2 separate regions of the Homo sapiens genome follow, and region 1 is linked to region 2. Evidence: chromatin loops called from intact Hi-C (ENCODE). Cell type or tissue: mammary epithelial cell. All regions are shown on one strand. Links, peaks and the distances in the headings refer to the core of each region. The heading gives the core; the rest is flanking DNA. Region 1 overlaps GNG7 (G protein subunit gamma 7). Region 2 overlaps GNG7 (G protein subunit gamma 7).

Region 1 (10,191 bases), core at 689-8,688, 81 kb before region 2:
CCATGTGGCAGACACCTGAGAGTAGCCTCTAGGGGCTCAGAGCACTCACATCCAACAGCCAGTAGGTAAACAGGGACCTCATTCCTAGAGCTGCAAGGAAATGAATTCTGCCGATAACCAAACTAGCTCAGAAGAGGACCCCAAATTCCAGATGACAACTCGGCCCAGCCCATACCTTGATTTTAGGCTTATAAGACTCTGAGCGGGGGACCCAGTTAAGCCAGACTCTTGACACACAGAAGTTGTGAGATGGCAAATGGTGTCTTTGTTGCCGCTGTTGTTACTCAGCAGTAGCTGACTCATACACTTGCCGTGTTGTTTGCCATGTTGAGATTGAGATAATGATCTCCACTTCACATAGGAGAAAACAGTAGCTGAGAGGGGCTGACGTGCCCAGGGTCACATGGCAACTGTGTTGTGATCATCACATTAACTGTGCCTGTCACCTGGGCCGGACCGTCACCTCCTTCATTAAGATCAGGGATCTGGTCCAAGTCTTCACCAGATGTTTACTGAGTGAGTGAAAGAAACAAAGAATGAAGGTGCTGGGACCGATCCTCACCTGACCTCCTGCACACAGGTGAGTCTGTGTCTGCGACCAGGACCAGTGACACCATAGGACACTGAGTGAAATCTCGAGAACATAACTGTGAGGCTCAGAAGGAGTAGTCAGCACATGCAACTCCCCGGGCTGAGTCAGCTGCCGGTGTTGAGGTCGGAGCTGATCAGCCTCCTGGAATGTGACATGCTGTACCCTGACTAATATTCCGGCTGAATCAGAGCTTTGCTCGTAATGAGAGGCAAGTCTCGAGCCAGTCACCCTCTGGCCCATGTGAGACTGGGAATTCAGAATCAGCCGGGAGTGACAGAAAGCCAGGTCTGGCTGGCACGCCTGGGTGGGTGTTTACAGCACGCGGGCTGCCAGCTGTGACCAGCTCTGAAGGGAGCCAGGGCCAGAGGATGCAGGTGCAGAGGACAGGCGCCCGGAGGAAGTGGGAGGAGAGGCGGCCACAGGGCTGGGGCCCCACTCTGGGTGCCCCTGGAGCCATGCAGGGGGTGGGTTCACCCCCTTACCGCCATTTAACATGTGAGGTGGATCGTTCTCTGGGGTGGGTCATCCTGGGCACTGCAGGGTGCTGACAGTGTCCCTGGCCTCCACCAACTCCATGCCAGGAGCACCCCCAGTCATGACAACCACAAATATCCCCAGACATCACCCAGCGTCCCCTGGGACAGAAACACCTTGGTTGAGACCCTCTGGGATAGAAGATTCCACAGACCCCAAGAGATTCTGCATCCCATGATCCTCTGCCCTGCGGAGGTCCCAGGAGGCTGCACACATTGAAATCCACACCTGAGTGGGAAGAGAGAGAGGAGATGAGTCCCAGGAGCTGGGGCTCCCGGGTTTATGCCGTCTGCTCCATCTGGAGTTTATTCCAGTGTCTGGTGTGAGTAGGGAGGACACTCAGTTTATTCCCAAATAATTAAAGCAGGTCTCTCCCCCTGGGCACTGTGGACACTGACACTGGACTGTTCTCTGGGGTGAGGCCGTCCTGGGCACTGCAGGGTGCTGAGCAGCATCCCTGGCCTCCACCCACTCCATGCCAGGAGCATGGACCGATGTGAGGGAATATTAGTCAGGGAAGGTCCCACTTCCCTCCGTCATGACAATTACAGATGTCCCCCGACACCGCCCAGTGTCCCCTGAGGGGACAGAATTACCCCAGTTGAGACCCTGATTGAGTGAACCGATGAAGACAACACCGCCCAAGAGTGAAAGCAGGTGCCCACACCAGGAGCTTTGTTCGGGAATTCAGGGAGGGCTTCCTGGAGGAAGTGACATGAGTTGAGTGTTGCTAGTGCCCTGAAGGTGACAGGTGGGGTGGGGGATACAGGTGCAGAGATGGTTCCAGGACCTTGAAAAGGTGAGAGGGAGGGAGTGAGGAGGCCGCACGGCAGAGGCTGCATTTTATCCCGAGGGCAGGAGGGAGCCATAGCGGGTTCCGGCTCCACCCATGACAACAATCAATTGGTTTGGGTCCAGCCTCCCTGTGTGACAGATTAGGAAACTGAGGCACAGAGGGGGTGAGAGATGCCCCAGCCTCCTGTGGGTGGCAGAGATCCCGGTGGGTTTCCACGGTGCCGCTGGTCAGGCTGGTTTGGGGCAGGGGGCCGGCTTCAGGCCTGGGGCGGGAGCAGCATCAGCTTCACGTTCCCGCTGGAGACACGGGGTCAGGTGGGCACCCGCGGTCACTCTCTGCTTCTGTTTGGTAAAATGGGGGGTGATCACCACCCCTGCAGTCCAGGGTTGCTGCAGGGAGTAAATGAAATAATCAGGCCGGGCGCCATGGCTCACGCCTGTCATCCCAGCACTTTGGGAGGCCGAGGCGGGTGGATCACCTGAGGTCAGGAGTTCGAGACCAGCCTGGCCAACATAGTGAAACCCCATCTCTACTAAAAATACAAAAATTAGCCAGGCGTGGTGGTGGGCGCCTGTAATCCTAGCTACTTGGGAGGCTGAGGCAGGAGAATCGCTTGAACCCGGGAGGCGGAGTTGCGGTGAGCATCAGTGAGCAGTCCAGCCTGGGCGACAGAGTGAGACTCCGCCTCAAAAACAAAACAAAAACAAAAACAAACAAAAAACCCCAAAACCAAAATAATCAGCTCTGAAGTCCTTGTCTTGTGCCCAGCACGGTGAGGGCGCTACCTGCTCACCCTCTCACACCCTCATCTCCTCTCTGACCCAGCTTCCTCCTCCCCAAAGACTCTGCCCTTCACTGGCTTCCCTGGCAACCATGGAAACACTGGGAGGGGCATGGGTGACCCATGGCCCTTCTACAAGTTGGTGGCAGAACCTTGGTTCTCTGCTTCCTGATCCCCGTGACCGAGGAGAAGAGAGAAGTCTGGCTAATCTGGGAGCAGTGGCTCACGCCTGTAATCCCAGCACTTTCAGAGGCCGACATGGGAAGATCGCTTGAGGCCGGGAGTTTGAGACCAGCCTGGGCAACAGAGACCCCCCTCTATTTCTGCAAAAAATAAAAATAAAAACCCTGGCTGGGCACAGTGGCTCACACCTATAATCCCAGTGCTTTGGGGTGCTGAAGTGAGAGAATTGCTTGAGGCCAGGATTCAGGACCAGGCTCAGTAAAAGAGTGAGACCCCCTTGTCTACAAAAAAATTTTTAAAAATTAGCCGGGTGCAGTGGTGTGCACCTGTATTCCCAGCTATTCGGGAGGCTGAGGCAGGAGGATTGCTTGAACCCGGGAGGCGGAGGTTGCAGTGAGCTGAGATCGCACCACTGCACTCCAGCCTGGCGACAGAGCAAGATCTTGTCTCAAAAGAAAGGAAGAGGTCTAGAGGCCCCAGGGGACAACACATGCACCCTCGGCACAGGGCCCGAGCCCCCAGGGAGGTAAACCACAGGCGTCCACCCCTGCCTGGGGTCCGGCTCTGCACCCACAAGGAAAGGTGACAGCCAGGAGATGGCTTCTGTGCCCTGAGCTGACCTTGTCTTCCTGTCTCAGGGCAGGAGTGGCCCAGCCCACAGCGTGGAATTCTGCAAGCTCAGTAAACACCCTGGAGCCTGTGGGATGGGCTGGAGGGGCTCGGGCCCCTGTGCCCGCCTGCCCTCTGCCTGGGGGTAATTACCAGAAAGCCTCCCTCCTTCCCTCCTTCCCAGAAGGCACTGCTGGGCTCAGCCTCCTGCAGGTCAGGAGCTGCTAGGAATAGCCGCCAGGGCTGGCAACAGGTCACAGTCACTGCTCCGGAGACGAGAGGCCTGCTGTGCTGTGGCACCACCGGCAACCAGACAGAGGTGGAGCTCTGCCTGAGAGCCACTGGAGCACCTTTCTTTCTTTCTTTTCTTTTTTTCTTTTTCTTTTTTTTTTTTTTTTTTGAGACGGAGTCTCGCTGTCTCCCAGGCTGGAGTTAAGTGGCACAATCTCGGCTCACTGCAAGCTCCGCCTCCCGGGTTCTCGCCATTCTCCTGCCTCAGCCTCCGGAGTAGCTGGGACTACAGGCGCCCACCACCACGCCCGGCTAATTTTTTTTGTATTTTTATTGGAGACGGGGTTTCACCATGTTAGCCAGGATGGTCTCGATCTCCTGACCTCGTGATCCTTCCACCTCGGCCTCCCAAAGTGCTGGGATTACAGGCGTGAGCCACCGCGCCCGGCCCTTTCTTTCTTTTTTTAATTGTGGTAAAATATATGAAACATAGTATTTACCATCTTAGCCATTTCTAAGGGCTCAGTTCAGTGGCATTAAGCACATTTGCATGGTGCTGCACCCATCACCACCGTCATCTCCAGAACTTTCCATCTTCCCAGACTGAATCTCTGTCCCCGTGAAACACTTGCTCCCCGTCCCCTTCCCAGCCCTTGGCACCCCCCATCCTGCTTCCCTTGTACTGTTCGCTCATGTTCACAGCAGCCAAAAGGTGGAAGCAACTCAAGCGTCCATCAACAGATGGACTGTCTCTGTGAATCTGACGGCTCTAGGGACCTCCTAGGCGTGCAGTCACACAAGATTTGTCCTTTTCTTTTAGATGCAGTCTCGCTCTGTGGCCCAGGCTGGAGTGCAGCGGTGCGACCTCGGCTCACTGCAACCTCCGCCTCCCAGATTCAAGCAATTCTCCTGCTTCAGCCTCCTGAGTAGCTGGAATTACAGGCACCTGCCACTATGCCCGGCTAATTTTTGTATTTTTAGTAGAGATGGGGTTTCACCACATTGCCCAGGCTGGTCTCCAACTCCTGACCTCAAGTGATCCACCTGCCTTGGCCTCCCAAAGTGCTGGGATTAAAGGCGTGAGCCACCACACCTGGCCAATTTGGTTTTTTGTGTCTGGGTTCTCTCACTGAGCGTGACGTCCTCAAGGTGCATCCGTGTTGCAGCCTGTGTTGGGATTCCCTTCCTTTTCATGGCTGAGTAATATTCCATCATACAGATGCACCATGCTGTTTATCTGTCCATCTGTTGATGGACGCTTGGATTGATTGCTTCCACCTTTTGGGTGCTGTGAACATGAGTGAACAGTACAAGTATCTGTCCGAGCCCCTCCTTGCAATTCCTTTGGGTAAGGAACACCTTGTTTATTTGTTTTCTTGAGACCTGGTCTTGCTCTGTTGCCCAGGCTGGAGTGCAGTGGCACGATCACAGCTCACTGCAGCCTCAAATGCCCATGCTCAAGCGATCCTCCCATCTCAGCCTCCAAAGTAGCTGGGACTACAGGTGCACCACCACGCCTGGCTAATTATTTTTTTGTAGAGATGGGGTCTGGCTATGTTGCCCAGGCTTGGAACACCCCGTTTGTTCTGGGTTTGATACTACAGCCCAACCTGTGGTCACCTTTTTGCCTCCTGGGACACAGAAGAGCTCAGACTGAGCCTGGGTGTTGAGGACCTTAGCCGGAAAGTGGCTTCTCCCTCACCCACCCTCACTTGGCCACACACCCCCAGGAAGAAGGACCAATGTTTTCTATCAGTGGCCGTGCCCGGGGTGTCAGAGCTCTAGTGGTATAAATGATACACGGTGAAAGTGAAAACAAAGCCCTCCTCTCTGCCACGTTGCTCTCGCATTGAGCTCCCTTTCCCGGAAGCCCCCTCTCTGCCGCGTTGCTCGCATTGGGTTCCCCATCCCGGAAGCCTCCCTCTCTGCCGCGTTGCTCGCATTGGGTTCCCCATCCCGGAAGCCTCCCTCTCTGCCGCGTTGCTCGCATTGGGTTCCCCTTCCCGGAAGCCCCCTATCTGCCGCGTTGCTCGCGTTGGGTTCCCCTTCCCGGAAGCCCCCCTCTCTGCCGCGTTGCTCGCGTTGGGTTCCCCTTCCCGGAAGCCCCCCTCTCTGCCGCGTTGCTCGCGTTGGGTTCCCCTTCCCGGAAGCCCCCTCTCTGCCGCGTTGCTCGCATTGGGTTCCCCTTCCCGGAAGCAGCTGGTGTTGCCAGTTTCGGGGGCTTTCCCTGGAGATGGGCTGAATCCCCAGCCCTCATTACTGACCATTGACTTCTGCAGGGCTTATCCCGCACCCTTTGCAAGCTTAAAAACCACCAGGAGCCGGGCGCGGTGGCTCATGCCTGTAATCCCAGCACTTTGGGAGGCCGACACAGGCGGATCACAAGGTCAGGAGATCGAGACCATCCTGGCTAACATGGTGAAACCCCGTCTCTACTGAAAATACAAAAAATTAGCCGGGTGTGGTGGCGGGCGCCTGTAGTCCCAGCTACTCAGGAGGCTGAGGCAGGAGAATGGCGTGAACCCGGGAGGCAGAGCTTGCAGTGAGCCGAGATCTCGCCACTGCACTCCAGCCTGGGTGACAGAGCAAGACTCCGTCTCAAAAGAGAGAGAAAAAAAAAAAAAGTTGATGAGGGTTTTGGGCAGGCAGAGGGAATCGAACTCACTCCTCCGTGGTGATCAGCATGAAGGAAGGGGAGAGAAAAGGGGCAGACGAGCCTCTTGTGGCTGCCATAACAGGTGACCACAGACCCGGAAGTATCAATCCGCAGACGTGTGTCCTCTCACGGTTCTGGAGGGCAGAAGTACTAAACCAAGCTGTCTGCAGAGCTGTGCTCCCCTGGGCGCTACAGGAGAGGATCCTTCCGCGTCCTCTGGCTTCTGGGGGCTCTGGCAAACCTGGCTTGTGCTTACCGTCGAATTGCTCCAGTCTCTGCTTCTGTTTTCTGCTGTCTCTCTGTGTCTCCTTCTTTGTTTTTGTTTGTTTGTTTGTTTGTTTGTTTTAGATGAGGTCTTGCTCTGTCACCCAGGCTGGAGTGCAGTGGTGCCATCTTGGCTCACTGCAACCTCTGCCTCCCAGGTTCAAGCAATTCTCCTGCCTCAGCCTCCCGAGTAGCTGGGATTACAGGCGCGCACCAACACGCCCGGCTAACTTTGTGTTTTTAGTAGAGATGAGGTTTGTCCATGTTGGTCAGGCTGGTCTCGAACTCCTTATCTCAGGTGATCTGCCCACCTCGGCCTCCCAAAGTGCTGGGATTACAGGAGTGAGCCACTGTGCCCAGCCATTTTTCTTTAATTAATTTTTTGTGTCTGGAGTCTTGCTGCTGTGTTGCACAGGCTGGAGTGCAGTGGCAGCATCATAGCTCACTGCAGCCCTGAAATCCTAGGGCTCAAGCAATCCTCCCGCCTCAGCTTCCCGAGTAGCTGGGACCACAGGTGTGGACCACCACATCCAGCTTCAACATAAGTTTTAAGCAAATGCAATTAGTCCGTAACAGTCATTTTCCGAGGTTCCCCGTGGACAAGAATTTTGAAGGGACGTCACTAAACCCCTTGCAAGGGAAGTGAGCTTTACTCAGGTCTCAGGAAGCTCCTGGGGTGTGCAGGAAGGGGCGAGGTCACCCCAGGAGGAAGGCGCTGTGCTAAGGAAAGGTGACTGTTGATGGGGCCCCCGTTTGCAGAAACCTGTATGAGTCGTACCACCTCTGTGTAATCTGCCACCTTCAGAGCGCCTGCAGGAAGGCGGCCACGTCACCCCTTTTATAAATGAAACTGGAAGCTCAGGCTGGGAAACCCAAGGTCACAGAACCCAGCCTCAAAGGCAGCCAGCATTTCCACCGCAGGAGTCTGTTCTCTGCACAGAGCTGTCTTGCTCTGTTGCCCGGAGCCAGAGTGCAATGGCACGATTTCGGCTCACTGCAACCTCCACTTCCCGGGTTCAAGCAATTCTCCTGCCTCAACCTCCCAAGTAGCTGGGATTACAGGCGCACAACACCACGCCCAGCTAACTGGCCGACCCACGTTGGCTGGGGGTGCTGACGGCATAAGCTCACCCCTAGGTCCCTCTAGGGTGGCCGATGACAGGACCCTAAGAAGCTCACCCCCAGCTGGGATGTTTCGTTGAAAATCTTCTCTTTTGCCTTTAGTTGCTTGAAAACATTGGACTCATACCCAAGAGCTTTCTAATTGGTTTCGATAGGAAACGGTTCTGAGGTTTCGCCTTTTTTAATATCCTGTTGGTCTGAGACTGGAGTGGCCCCTGGGGTGGCAGGTTTCCCGGTGCATGGGCCCAGCTCTGGTGTGTGGGTTGGGGGATCAGGACAGAGGTTTGTGAGGGGGGCAGTGACCTGCCTGCAGAGAGAGGGGTCGGGACGACGGCCTGTAGCCAGGGTGCAGGGGGATCTGCCTTTCTTTCATTCTACAGGGTCCTCTCCTCTCCCCTCCCCTCCCCTCCCCTCCCCTCCCCTCCCCTCTCCTCTTTTCTTTTCTGTTTTTGAGACAGAGTTTTGCTCTTGTTGCCCAGGCTGGAGTGCTATGGCGCGATCTCGGCTCACTGCAACCTGCAACCTCTACCTCCCGGGTTCAAGCAATTCTCCTGCCTCAGCCTCCCAAGTAGCTGCGAATACAGGCGCGCACCACCATGCCTGGCTAATTTTGTATTTTTAGTAGAGACGGGGTTTCTTTATGTTGGTCAGGCTGGTCTTGAACTCCCGACCTCAGGTGATCCGCGCCCCCCCCTCGTCCTCCCAAAATGCTAGGATTAGCTTTATTGAGATATAACTGACACAGCGTAAAACTCACCCTTTAAAAATGTGCAGCTCAGCGGTTTTTACATTCACAGAGTTGTGCAACCATCTCCTTTATCTAATTCCGGAACATCCTATCACCCCCAAAAGAAGCCCTGTCCCCCATGAGCAGTCACTCCCCATCTCCCCCCGGCAGCCCTGCCACACACGCATCCCCTCCCTGTCCCCATGGATGGGCCTGTCCTGGACATTTCGTAGAAATGGGATCACACACTGCGTGGCCCTCTGTCTCTGGCTCCTTTCATAGAGTGTGATGTCCTCAAGGTCCATCCACACTGTGGCCGGCATCAGAGCCTTGTTCCTTTTCATGGCTGAGTCCTGCTCCATGGTGGCGTTTGCTGTACCAGGTGGGACAGAATGGACATTTCAGTGGTCCTCCGATGTCTGACCTTGCCCTTCACCCTGATTAGGGCTCAGCCTTACTATAAACAAATACTTGCTATGAACTTACTATGTGCGAGGCCTGGGGTAGCAAACTTTTCTGCAGAGATCCAGATGGCAAATGTTTTAGCCTTTGCAGGCTGGACAGTCTCTGCCTGCCATTGTAGCGGGAAAGCCACCACAAGCAATATGTCAACAAGTGGGTGTGGCCGTGTGCCAATAAAACTTTATTTACAAAAACACACAGTCAGCTAGATGTGGTCCAGGGGCCGTAGTTAGCTAACCCCTGGCTTAGGACAAAGGTTCTCAAACTCTCTGGTCCTGACGATTATTCCAAGGAGCTTTTGTTTATATGCCTTCTACTTACGGATATTTGTTGAATTTGAAATCAAAACTGAGAAAATGTCAATCAAATAGGTATTCATTCATTTTAAAATAGCAATTATAAGCTCTCAGGGTAGCCAGAATGACATTTTTTGTTTGTTTGTTTTTCATGGATAGTAACCGTTTTCTTAAAGAGACAAACAAAAAAGTTCATGGAAATACCAAAGAAAGACCAAGAAACTGAGAGCCCAGAGGAACCCACGGAGATGGGACGGTCAGATGCCACATGGGCTCCTGGATGGGGTCACAATGGGGCAGGAAAGGTCGTGAGGGGAAAACTGAGGGAAGCTGAATCGCTGTGGCATTTGGTTACTAGGAAGGTGCCAGCGTTCCCCAGCTGTGAGCAATGCCCTGTGGTTACACAGGGTGGCCCCTGAAGAGGAAGCTGGTGAGGCGTGGGCGGGGACTCTCTCTTTGCAACTTTCCTGTAAATCTAAAATTACTCCAAATAAAATTGTTTATTAAAAAAAAAATAGAACAGGCTGGGCACGGTGGCTCACGTCTGTAATCCCAGCACTTTGGGAGGCCGAGGCGGGTGGATCATTTGAGGTCAGGAGTTCGAGACCAGCCTGGACAACATGGCGAAACCCCGTCTCCACTGAAAATACAAAAATTAGGTGGGTGTGGTGGCACGTGCCTGTAATCCCAGCTACTTGGGAGGCTGAGGCAGGAGAATCGCTTGAACAGGGGAGGTGCAGGTTGCAGTGAGCTGAGGTTGCACCACTGCACTCCAGCCTGGGCAACAGAGTGAGATACACACACACACACACACACACACACACACACCACACACATACAGGTAGAAAAGAGAAAAATGTGGCTGAGAGCTTTGCAAGGGGCATGGGTGAGGAGTAATCTGTGTCCTCAGTGCCCTGGGGTTGGCAGGGATTTGGGCA
Region 2 (10,191 bases), core at 1,171-9,170:
TGATCCCTAGCCCTCAGGGAGAAGCTCCCTGGGCCTGTAGTTTTCCGGGACTTTCTAACAACACCAGGGCTGGAGTGGGGTGGCCCTGGAGATGTCACACATGATACTGGTGACCTCTAGCCATTCTGATGATGTGACCTGGAGCCCACGGGCCACAGCAGAGAACCCCAGGCTCGAGGTCCATCCTTGGCCATGTGTGTGCCCGGACGGGCCGGCCCCTGCTGCAGAGCCCAGAGGGGTGGGCCTACCAGGCCACGTGTGCCCATGCACAGCAGCAGCACCTGCTATGGATGGAGGTGGGGCAGGCACTTCACATCCGAGGGCTGCCTGGGCCTGGGAGCCTCTGTCCTGGGAAGGAGATCGGCCCTGGGAACAGAGTGGGTTCCAGGAAGTAACACCCTTTGTGAACTCCCTGCACCATGGCCTCCAGCCCCTTCCATCCAAGTGGCATCTTTGGTACCCAGTGTCTGGGATGTGCTGGGGTTGGCAGAACAAAGGCCTCAAAGACATCCATGTCCTAATCCCTGGGAGCTGTGGCTGTGTCACCACACATGGAAAAAGGGACTCTGCAGGTGGGATTGAGTGAAGGACCACCTGAGTCATGAGAGCACCACCGTGGATGATCCGGGGTGGGGGGGCGCAGTGACCTCACAGGATCCTCACGAGAGGAGGCAGGAGGGTGAGAGTCAGAGAGAGACTGAAGAGGCTGTGCTGTGTCTGTGAAGGGGGAGGAAGGGTCCCGAGCCGAGGGATACGGGCACCTCTAGGCGAAAGGCGGGAAAGAGATTCTCCCCTGGAGCCTCCAGGAGGGACCAGCCCTGCCTGTGCCTTGATTTTAAACCAGTGAGGCCCATGTTGGACTCTGAGCCCAGAGCTGTGAGATGAGAAACATGGGTCGTGTGCAGCAGCCACAATGTCACAGGACACAACGAACGTCCAGGGAGCTGCCAGTGTGCGGAGAAGGGGTTTTAGTGCAGCCTGGCTGTGCATAGATGGTTGCAATCAGGGGCTTCTCAGAGGGGATGACATCGGTGGGGCTTTGCAGGATGTGTAGGAGTTTTCTGGGGGGGGGGCATGCGTGGAGAAAGACCCACCTGTGCTGAGGTGGGAAGGCCCGGTACTGCCCTCTGTTCTCTTCCTAACCCTCCTGCCCTTCAGCTCCCGAGCACCACCGTCACGAGGCCGGCGCTGCCCCTTGCCCTGGCCCGGGGCCAGGGTGACAGCATTTCCTCAGCCGGGAAGCCCAGAACTGGAGTGACAGGAGCCACGGGGTTCAGTGTCCTGGCCCGGCCCCGGTTCCCGGGCTTGCAAACTCTCACATGACCGTGGTCATCCCCCGCCCCCGCCGACCCCACCGCCGGGTGGACAGAGAGCAGCTTTTCTTTTCTCCTGCTCCCGTCACCGCGGCGACCAAACCCACACTGGCGGCGCGTCACCCTCTGTCGTCGCGGCCTCTTTGTCTGAACAAGCCGGCTCATTCTTAGGCTCCAAGCTCCGGCTGAAGGCAGCGGCGGGACCTGCCCCGCTGGTCTATTTTTCACTTTCTCGTGGGCACCTCATTCATTCCCTCTCTTTAGCCCCTTCTAAATATAGCTGCCCCGGGGACCGATTTAGCCTGAGAGCAAAGGGCCCACACTGACAGGGACAGTCACAAGGCACTATTTTCCAGCCAGTGCGGCCCTCCCTTCCATGTGGCAGAGGCCCTCCCGCCCGCAGCCCTGGGCCCCACGGCCCTGCCTTGAGGTCACAGAGCCACCAACGGTCAGAGCTGGCACGGAAGGCCCCACACACAGCCGCCCTCCCAGGCCCTGCTGGGCGACCTGGCCCTGGAGAGGCTGCAGGTGCAGGGTGGGTGCCCACGCTGGGTGCAGGGTCTCTGCATGCAGACCCTGGTTGCTGAGGGGGCCCTGGGGTTCTGTGGAGCGGGCAGCAGGTGTGGCCAGTCTCAGACCTGTCTCTTGTATTGAAGTTTCCATTTCAGTCGGGCTCCCCGGGCTCTGCGTGGGTCCCCTCTTTGGCGTCCTGGTGAGAACATGGCAGGCCGTGGGGGGCCTGCATCCCAGCTGCCAGGGGACACATCAACGCCTGATCGTTGCCCTGTGCCTTCTCACCCTGATGCCCTGTGTCCGCTCTGGAAGCTGTGTGCACCTTTCTTTTTCGTTTGTTTGTTTTGTTTTGTTTTGTTTTGTTTTTGAGGCAGAGTCTCGCTCCGTTGCCCAGGCTGGAGTGCAGTGGCGCGATTTTGGCTCACCGCAACCTTTACCTCCCGGGTTCAAGCAATTCTCCTGCCTCAGACTCCTGAGTAGTGGCATTACAGGTGCCCACCACCACTCACGGCTAATTTTTTTGTATTTTTAGTAGAGAGGGGGTTTCACCGTGTTGGCCAGGCTGGTCTCAAACTCCTGATCTCAGGTGATCCACCCACCTCAGCCTCCCAAAGTGCTGGTATTACAGGCATGAGCCACTGCACCTGGCCTTTTTTTTTTTTTTTTTTTTTTAAGACAGTTTCGCTCTTGTTGCTTAGGCTGGAGTATAGTGGCGCAATCTTGGCTCACTGCAACCTCTGCCTCCCAGGTTCAGGCAATTCTCCTGCCTCAGCCTCCTGAGTAGCTGGGATTACAGGCATGCGCTACCATGCCCAGCTAATTTTGATTTTTTTTTTAGTAGAGATGGGGTTTCACTATGTTGACCAGGCTGGTCTCGAACCCCTGACGTCAAGTGATCCGCCCGCCTCGGTCTCCCAAAGTGCTGGAAATACAGGCATAAGCCACCGTGCCCGGCCTATGTGTGCACCTTTCTGCAGAGTCTAAACCAGGGTCCCCTAGGCACTGTAGACATGGCGGCCAGATTGTTCTCTGAGGTGGGCCTGTCCTGGGCACTGCAGGGTGCTGAGCAGTATCCCTGGCCTCCACCCACTCCATGCCAGGAGCACCCCCCAGTTACGACAACCACAGATGTCGCCAGACAGCGCCCAGGGTCCCCTGGGGGACGGAATTACCTCTAGGTGAAACCCCCAGGGATAGGGGATTCCACGGACCCCCAAGAGACTCTGCGTCCCATGATCCTCTGCTGTGCTGAGGTCCCAGGAGGCTGCACACAATGAAATCCACACCGAGCTGGGAGGGAGAGAGGAGGTGAATCCCAGGAGTTGGGGGTCCCCCTGGTTCACACCATCCATCCCGTTGGGAGCTTATTCTAGTGTGGGTAGGGATTGAACCCCATTTTCCCCAAATAATTAACTCAGGGTCTTCTCCCTCAGCACTGTGGACAGTGGGGTAAGATCCTTCTCTGGGGTGAGGCTGTGCTGGGCACTTACGGTTGCTGAGCAGCGCCCCTGGCCTCCACCCACTCCATGCCAGGAGCTCCCCCAACCCCGACAACCACAGATGTCTCAGGCATCGCCCAGGGTTTCCTGGCGGGGCTGAATCACCCACCCCCCCAATTAAGAGCCACTGTTGGCCCAGCACGGTGGCTCATGCCTAAAATCCCAGCACTTTGAGAGGCCAAGGTGGGCAGATCACCTGAGGTCAGGAGTTTGAGACCAACCTGGCCAACATGGTGAAACCCCATCTCTACTAAAAATGCAAAAATTAGCTGGGCGTGGTGGGGGTGGGGGGCGCCTATAACCCCAGCTACTCAGGAGGCTGAGGCAGGAGAATCTCCTGAACCCGGGAGGCGGAGGTTGCAGTGAGCCGAGATCGCGCCACTGCACACTGTCCTCAGGGGCTTCTGTGAGATGCACTGAGGTCCTCATGGCTCCCGGGGGTGCTCATGGCTGAGGCCCTCGTGCCCACAGCAGGCGTGCAGATGTGCACATTGACGCAGGTGCCCAGGGACACAGCTCTCTGCAAACCCAGCTGCCCCAGCCACTGTACGAAGGCGACTTGTTCCTCACAGTGCCTCGGAGCCTTCTCTTCTCTCCCAAACTACTGTTCCATTTTGTTTGGGTTTGGATCTTTTCCTCTCTAAACATAACACCCTGTCTCTCTTGTCTCTGAACACTGTGTTCTCAGAAGCAGTCATCCCTCCACGGGGAAGGGCTGACGTTTCCACTCCAAGCATTGTCTCCCCTCCTGCCAAATCTGGTTGCTGGTTTTGTTGCTTGGGGTTTATTTTTCTTTCCTTTTTCGAGGCAGGCAGAGGTTTGGAGGGGTGAGAGGTGGGGGATTGCCAGACCCCCAGGAGGAAAGAGTCCAGGAGCTCTGCGAGCTATAAAGCTACTGGTTCTGGAAGTTTTAGAGCCAGATGAAGGTTGCTTCTGTTCTCACGTTGCTGCTGCAGGCCGGCCGCCCCTCCCGCCTTCAAGGCCACCTTCCCCCGGGGCTGACTCACCCCGGCACGCCGCGCCACACAAGGCTGGCTCTGCTTTGATGAGCAGACTGGAAAAGCGCAGCCGCCTCATTGTGGAGCTGCCTGGAAGCCGCCAGAGCCCGCTCTGAGCTGGAATTCGCTGAGCCTGACTTCCTGTGCCGTCAGGAGAGCAAACGCCCGCTGGCCTTAGGAGCCGGTTTACAGGAAGCAGCCATGGGAGGACGGTTTGCTCGGCTCATGGAGAAGCAGCCACCCTCTGCACGGGTTTTAATGCTGCACCCTCATCTCAGGGCTGTGAAAAGAAAAATTGCAGGCCGGGAGCGGGGGTTCATGCCCGGGATCCTAGCACTTTGGGAGGCCGAAGCAGAGGGATTGCTTGAGCCCAGGAGTTTGAGACTGGCCTGAGCAATACGGTGAGGCCCCAGCTCTAAAAGAAAAAATATTAAAAATTAGCCGGGCATGGTGGTGCACACCTGTAGTCCCAGCTACTCAGAAGGCTGAGGTGGGAGGATCTCTGGAGGCCAGGAGGTCAAGGCTGCAGTGAGCTGTGATTGCACCACTGCACTCCAGCCTGGGTGACAGAGCAAGACCCTGTGTCAAAAAAAAAAAAAAAAAGGAGGCCAGGCACGGCGTCTCATACATGGAATCCCAGGACTTTGGGAGGCCAAGGCAGGTGGATCACTTGAGATCAGGAGTTTGAGACCAGCCTGGCCAACATGGTGAAACCCTGTCTCTACAAAAAAATAAAAATAAAAAATAAGCCTGGTGTGGTGGTGGATGCCTGTAATCCCAGCTACTCGGGAGACTGAGGCAGGAGAATCACTTGAACCTGGGAGGCGGAGGTTGCAGGGAGCCGAGATGGCGTCATTGCACTCCAGCCTGGGTGACAGAGCGAGACTCTGCCTCAAAAACAAAACAAAACAAAACAAAAACCACCAAAAAAAAAAAAAAAAAAGGAAAACAGCAGAGATGATGTGTGCAGCATGCTCAGTCCAGCGTCTAACACCTAGCAGCAGCAGATGGCAAATAAGAGCTGAAGCTGTCCTGGGCTGTGGGACCCCATGCCTGCTCACCGGGGGGCCCTCCAGCCTGGAGACCCCAACCAGTCCCATCCTGGCCTTGCGTATCAGCTCCTTACACTGCATAAGAAACTACTGCATATGTGGTGGCTTAGAGCAACACGCCTGCCTGAGCTTACAGTTCTGGAGGTCATGGTGCAATGACGTCCTCTGCCCAGGGTCTCCCAGGCTGAAACTGAAACGTGAGCCGCCTGCTGTCTGACGCGAAGCTTCCAGTTGTCGTCCCCAGCTCATTCAGGTTCTTCCTGAATTCACTTCCTTGCAGTCGTAGGGCGCAGTCCCCCTTTCCTTGCTGGCTGTCAGTAATAAACATTCAGTGCACAAATGAAAAAACCCACCCCAGGCCAGGCGCGGTGACTCGCACCTGTAATCCCAGCACTTTGGGAGGCCGCGGTGGGTGGATTGCTTGAGGCCAGGAGTTCAAGACCAGCCTGGGCAACATGGTGAAACCCCGTCTCGACTAAAAAATACAAAAGTTAGCTGGATGTGGTTGTGAGCGCCTGTAATCGCAGTTACTCGGGAGGCTGAGGCAGGAGAATCACTTGAACCTGGGAGGCGGAGGTTGCGGTGAGCCGAGATCACGCCATTGCACTCCAGCCTGGGTGACAGAGCAAGACTCCATCTCAAAAAAAAAAAAAAAAAAAAAAAAAGAACACACAGCGCTGCCTCCCATGAGCCTAGCCAAGGCCCGACTGTGCACCTGCCACAGGGAGCTCTTTGGAAGGGCCGCCCTGCAGCCAGCCCCAGACAGGAGGCCCAGCAGCACTGGGTACAGAAGCACCATTTCTTCCCATCTCAGCCCTCGGCCCTGATCAGCCTTTCTTATTTTATTTTTATTTTCTTGAGACAGAGTCTCACTTTGTCCCCCAGTCTGGAGTGCAATGGTGAAACCCTAGCTCACTGCAACCTCAAACTCCTGGCCTCAAGCCATCCTCCCGCCTCAGCCTCCCGGAGTAGCTGAGACTACAGGCTTGTGCGACCACACCCAGCTTACCTTTTAATTTTTTTTTTTTTTTTTGATGGAGTCTTGCTGTGTCGCCCAGGCTAGAGTGCAGTGGCGTGATCTCGGCTCACTGCAACCTCCGCCTCCCAGGTTCAAGCGATTCTCCTGCCTCAGCCTCCTGAGTAGCTGGGATTACAGGTGCCCACCACCATGCCAGGCTAATTTTTTTGTTTTTTGTATTTTTAGTAGAGACGGGGTTTCACCATCTTGGCCAGGCTGGTCTCGAACTCCTGACCTCGTGATCCACCCACCTCGGCCTCCCAACCTGCTGGGATTACAGGCGTGAGCCACTGCCCCCGGCCTTGATTTTTTTACTTAGAGGCAGGGTCTCGCTGTATTGCCCAGGCTGGAGTGCAGTGGTGCCATCCCAGCTCACTGCACCCTCATTATGTTCTCCTGAAATTCGGCTTCGCTTCCCCAAGAACATTTATTTTTATTTTTTTATTTTAGAGACAGGGTCTCACTGTGTTGCCCCAGGCTGGCTTTGAACTCCTGGCCTCAAGCAATTCTCCTGACTCAGCCTCCCAAAGTGCTGGGATTACAGGCACGAGCCACCGCACCCAACCTGATCAGCCTCTTTTAACAGGGTCTGGGGGACTCAGGACCTTCCCTGCCGATGGAGGAACCCTCGGTAGCTCCCGCTCCCTCGCCTCTCTGGCCGCCAGGCCCAGGAGCCGCTCGGTAAAGTCCCTGTCTCTGCCAGGCCGGGTGCATTCTTGACATTCCTGTCCTTTTACGCAGGCCGCCCCGGCCAGCTCTCAGAAGCCTCCACCGGCTGCATGCTCTCTCCCTGCTGGTGAGAAGATGGCCCTGGCGGCGGCGGCTCCTGGTCGGTTTATCGAGCCGGGAGTGGCACTTTCCCAACTATGAGAACTATGCTTGGAATTCAGAGCCACCGCCAGCCTCTCTGGGTCTCGCTGTCACGGCTTCCTGTGCAGCTGGAAAACACCTCCAAGAGTGGCCGTGGCATCACAGACCTAAAAAAGGAGCTGGGTTTGCTCCGGCAGGTCTCCCCGGGAGGAGGGAAGCCAGTCTGTCCCGCTGCCCGGCGGGCCTCGCTGTCTGCTCGGCAGAGACAGGCCAGGCAGGTTTGGACTTCTCGGGATGCTCCAGCCTCAGCGCCCCCAGGGTCCCCGCAAAATCTCCAACCACCCCAGGCCTGCTGTCTGCTTCTTGGCTTTACAGCCCAGGACACCTGGATTCAGCCCACCCACCCCCGAGCAGGGGCCCACGCACCCACCCTCTGCACAGGCTGGGCACGCCGTCGGGCTAAGGGTCCCGGCAAGAATCAGTCTTAGAGCACAGGCCGAGTGTGGAGGCTCCGTCTGTAATCCCAGCACTTTGGGAGGCTGAGGCAGGAGGATCACCGGAGGCCAGGAGATCAAAACCAGCCTGGACAACATAGTGAGACCCCCATCTCTACAAAAAATTAAAAAATTAGGGGGGCATGGTGGTGTGTGCCTGTGGTCCCAGCTACTTGGGAGGCTGGGGCAGGAGAACGGCTTAGGCCCAGGAGTTCAAGTTTTCAGTGAGGTGGGATCACACTACTGTACTCTAGCCTGGGCAACAGAGTAAGACCCCTTCTCAGAGAAGAAAAAGAAAGAAAGAGAGAGAGAGACGGAAGGAAGGAAGGAGAAAAGAAAAGAAAGAAATTGAGAAAGAAACAGAGAGAGAGAGAGAGGGAGGGAGGAGGGAAGGAAGGGAGGGAGGGAGGGAGGGAGAGCCAGAGAGAAAGAGAAAGAAAGAAGAAAGAAAAAAGGAAGGAAAGAGAGAGAGAAGGAGGGAGGGAGGAAGGAAGGAAGGCAGGAAGGAGAGGGAGAGAGAAGAAAGAAAGAGAAAGAGGGAGGGAGGGAAGGAGGAAGGAAGGAAGGAGAGGGAGAGAGAAAGAAGAAGGGAGGGAGGCAGGAAGGAGAAAGGAGAGGTGTGAGTTCCTGCGATGGTGTGTATTTAGAATGCAGAACTTTAGGCCACTGGATGAGCAAGGCCTCTAGGTTGTTCTCCCTAAACCCTTTGGCCAATGAGACAGGGCAGCTGGGGGAGGGACGACACCCAGCCTCCAGCACAGAGGTCCATTCAGGGCTCCACTGGGACCGTGTCAGGTGTGTGTCCATCCCCCATTGGATATCGTATGTGTCTAAAATTGAGCTTATGGCCGGGCGCAGTGTCTCCCGCCTGTAATCCCAGCGCTTTGGGAGGCCGAGGCGGGCAGATCACCTGAGTTCAGGAGTTCGAGACCAGCCTGGCCAACATGGTGAAACCCCGTCTCTACTAAAAATACAAAAATTAGCCAGGCGTGGTGGCGGACACCTGTAATCCCAGCTGCTCGGGAGGCTGAGGCAGGAGAATCGCTTGAATCAGGAAGCAAAGGTTGCAGTGAGCCGAGATCACGCCTTTGTACTCCAGCCTGGGTGACAAGAGGGAAACACCATCCAAAAAAAAAAAAAAAGTTGGTATATATGTTTATTTCTCAGTTTGTGAAAATATCCTTAATTTATTGTCGTCACAAACAAATTTCAATTCTGATTACTATGCAAGGAAAAAACAGAAGATAATCTGCTTTGCAACGCAGTTTATAGTTCATTTGTTTACAGGAACATGCAATATATGAAAAATTACTAACTAAACTACAAGTATTAAATACCTAAATTAGTTAACAGTTTATTATAATTTATTTAACAATCTAGGGCTGGGTGCCGTGGCTCACGCCTGTAATCCCAGCACTTTGGGAGGCCGAGGTGGGCAGATCATGAGGTCAGGAGATCGAGACCATCCTGGCTAACACGGTGAAACCCTGTCTCTACTAAAAATACAAAAAAAAATTAGCCGGGCATGGTGGCGGGCGCCTGTAATCCCAGCTACTCGGGAGGTTGAGGCAGGAGAATGGCTTGAACCCAGGACGCAGAGTTTGCAGTGAGCTGAGATTGCGCCACTGCACTCCAGCCTGGGAGACAGAGTGAGACTCCGTCTCAAAAAAAAAGAAAAAAAAGAAAAATATATATATCTAGGAAGTCTGAAGCCATCAGCACTTCCAATGCAGTGAGGAATTCAGGAATCTCAGTGGAGCTGTTAGAGTAGTGAACCTTGTAAGTAAAATATATGCATGCCTTTCTATTGTGTTTTTTTAAAGACAGGGTCTTGCTCTGTTGCCCAGGCTGGAGTGCAGCGGTGCAATCATAGCTCACTTCAGCTTCCAACTCCTGGGCTCAAGCAGTCTTCCTGCCTCAGCCTCCCGGGTAGCTGGAACTACAGGTGTGCACCACCATGCCAGGCTAATTTTTTTTTTTTTTTTTTTTTGCAGAGACGGGGGTCTCACTATGTTGCCCAGGCTGGTCTCAAACTCCTGGCCTCAAATGATCCTCCAGCCTTGGCCTCCCAAAGTGGTAGGATCACAGGCATGAGTCACCACCACTGCTGATGGCCTGACGCATGCTTTGGATAGCATCGTGGAGGGATCTCTCTAAAATTGACCTGGTCGGTTTCATTCTCAGCAGACTGACCTGGGCCACTCAGCACGGCTTTCCTTATTCCTGATGCTCGTGTATGTTCTCTTTTTACAATAAAGTCATCATCGTCAGAAGATACCAGTTTACCATCCATGGCATCAGGGCCTCCGTAGCCACTGCAGCTTTTCTCCTCTCCATTCATTGTTGTTTTGTTTTGTTTTGTTTTGTTTTGTTTGAGAGAGAGTCTTGCTCTGTTGTCCAGGCTGGAGGGCAGTGGCGCAATCATAGCTCACTACAGCCTCCGCCTTCCAGGTTCAAGCAATTCTCCCACCTCAGCCTCCTGAGTAGCTGGGAC

Evidence for each region. Hi-C counts contacts between places; a loop is a spot of excess contacts. Peaks named below come from ENCODE experiments on the same cell type or tissue, not always from the same donor. Only the 100,000 strongest peaks of a DNase experiment are listed, where the experiment ranks them.
Region 1: it touches region 2 in a loop (2.8-fold over the local background); 19 of 110 quality-filtered maps call a loop at or near these places.

The regions. Positions count from the first base shown.
Region 1 is chr19:2,618,233-2,628,423 of GRCh38, reverse strand. The region is part of intron 2 of GNG7 (G protein subunit gamma 7); the gene reads left to right. Among named protein-coding and RNA genes, the nearest start is that of MIR7850, 7.4 kb to the left of the region's middle. RefSeq lists enhancers at 244-1,443, 3,254-3,503, 6,248-6,447, 7,327-7,626, 8,959-9,253. In mammary epithelial cell, for the core only: a CTCF peak has its summit at 3,712; DNase peaks (open chromatin) are centred at 773 and 7,473; H3K27ac peaks cover 2,117 bases.
Region 2 is chr19:2,537,957-2,548,147 of GRCh38, reverse strand. All of the region lies in intron 3 of GNG7 (G protein subunit gamma 7), which reads left to right. It also overlaps the pseudogene ELOCP28. Among named protein-coding and RNA genes, the nearest start is that of GADD45B, 67 kb to the right of the region's middle. RefSeq lists enhancers at 443-1,387, 2,233-2,372, 2,906-2,955, 3,036-3,085, 2,481-3,299 and 5 more and a silencer at 3,846-3,935. In mammary epithelial cell, for the core only: CTCF peaks have their summits at 4,430 and 7,198; DNase peaks (open chromatin) are centred at 4,407 and 7,187; H3K4me3 peaks cover 438 bases; H3K27ac peaks cover 2,552 bases.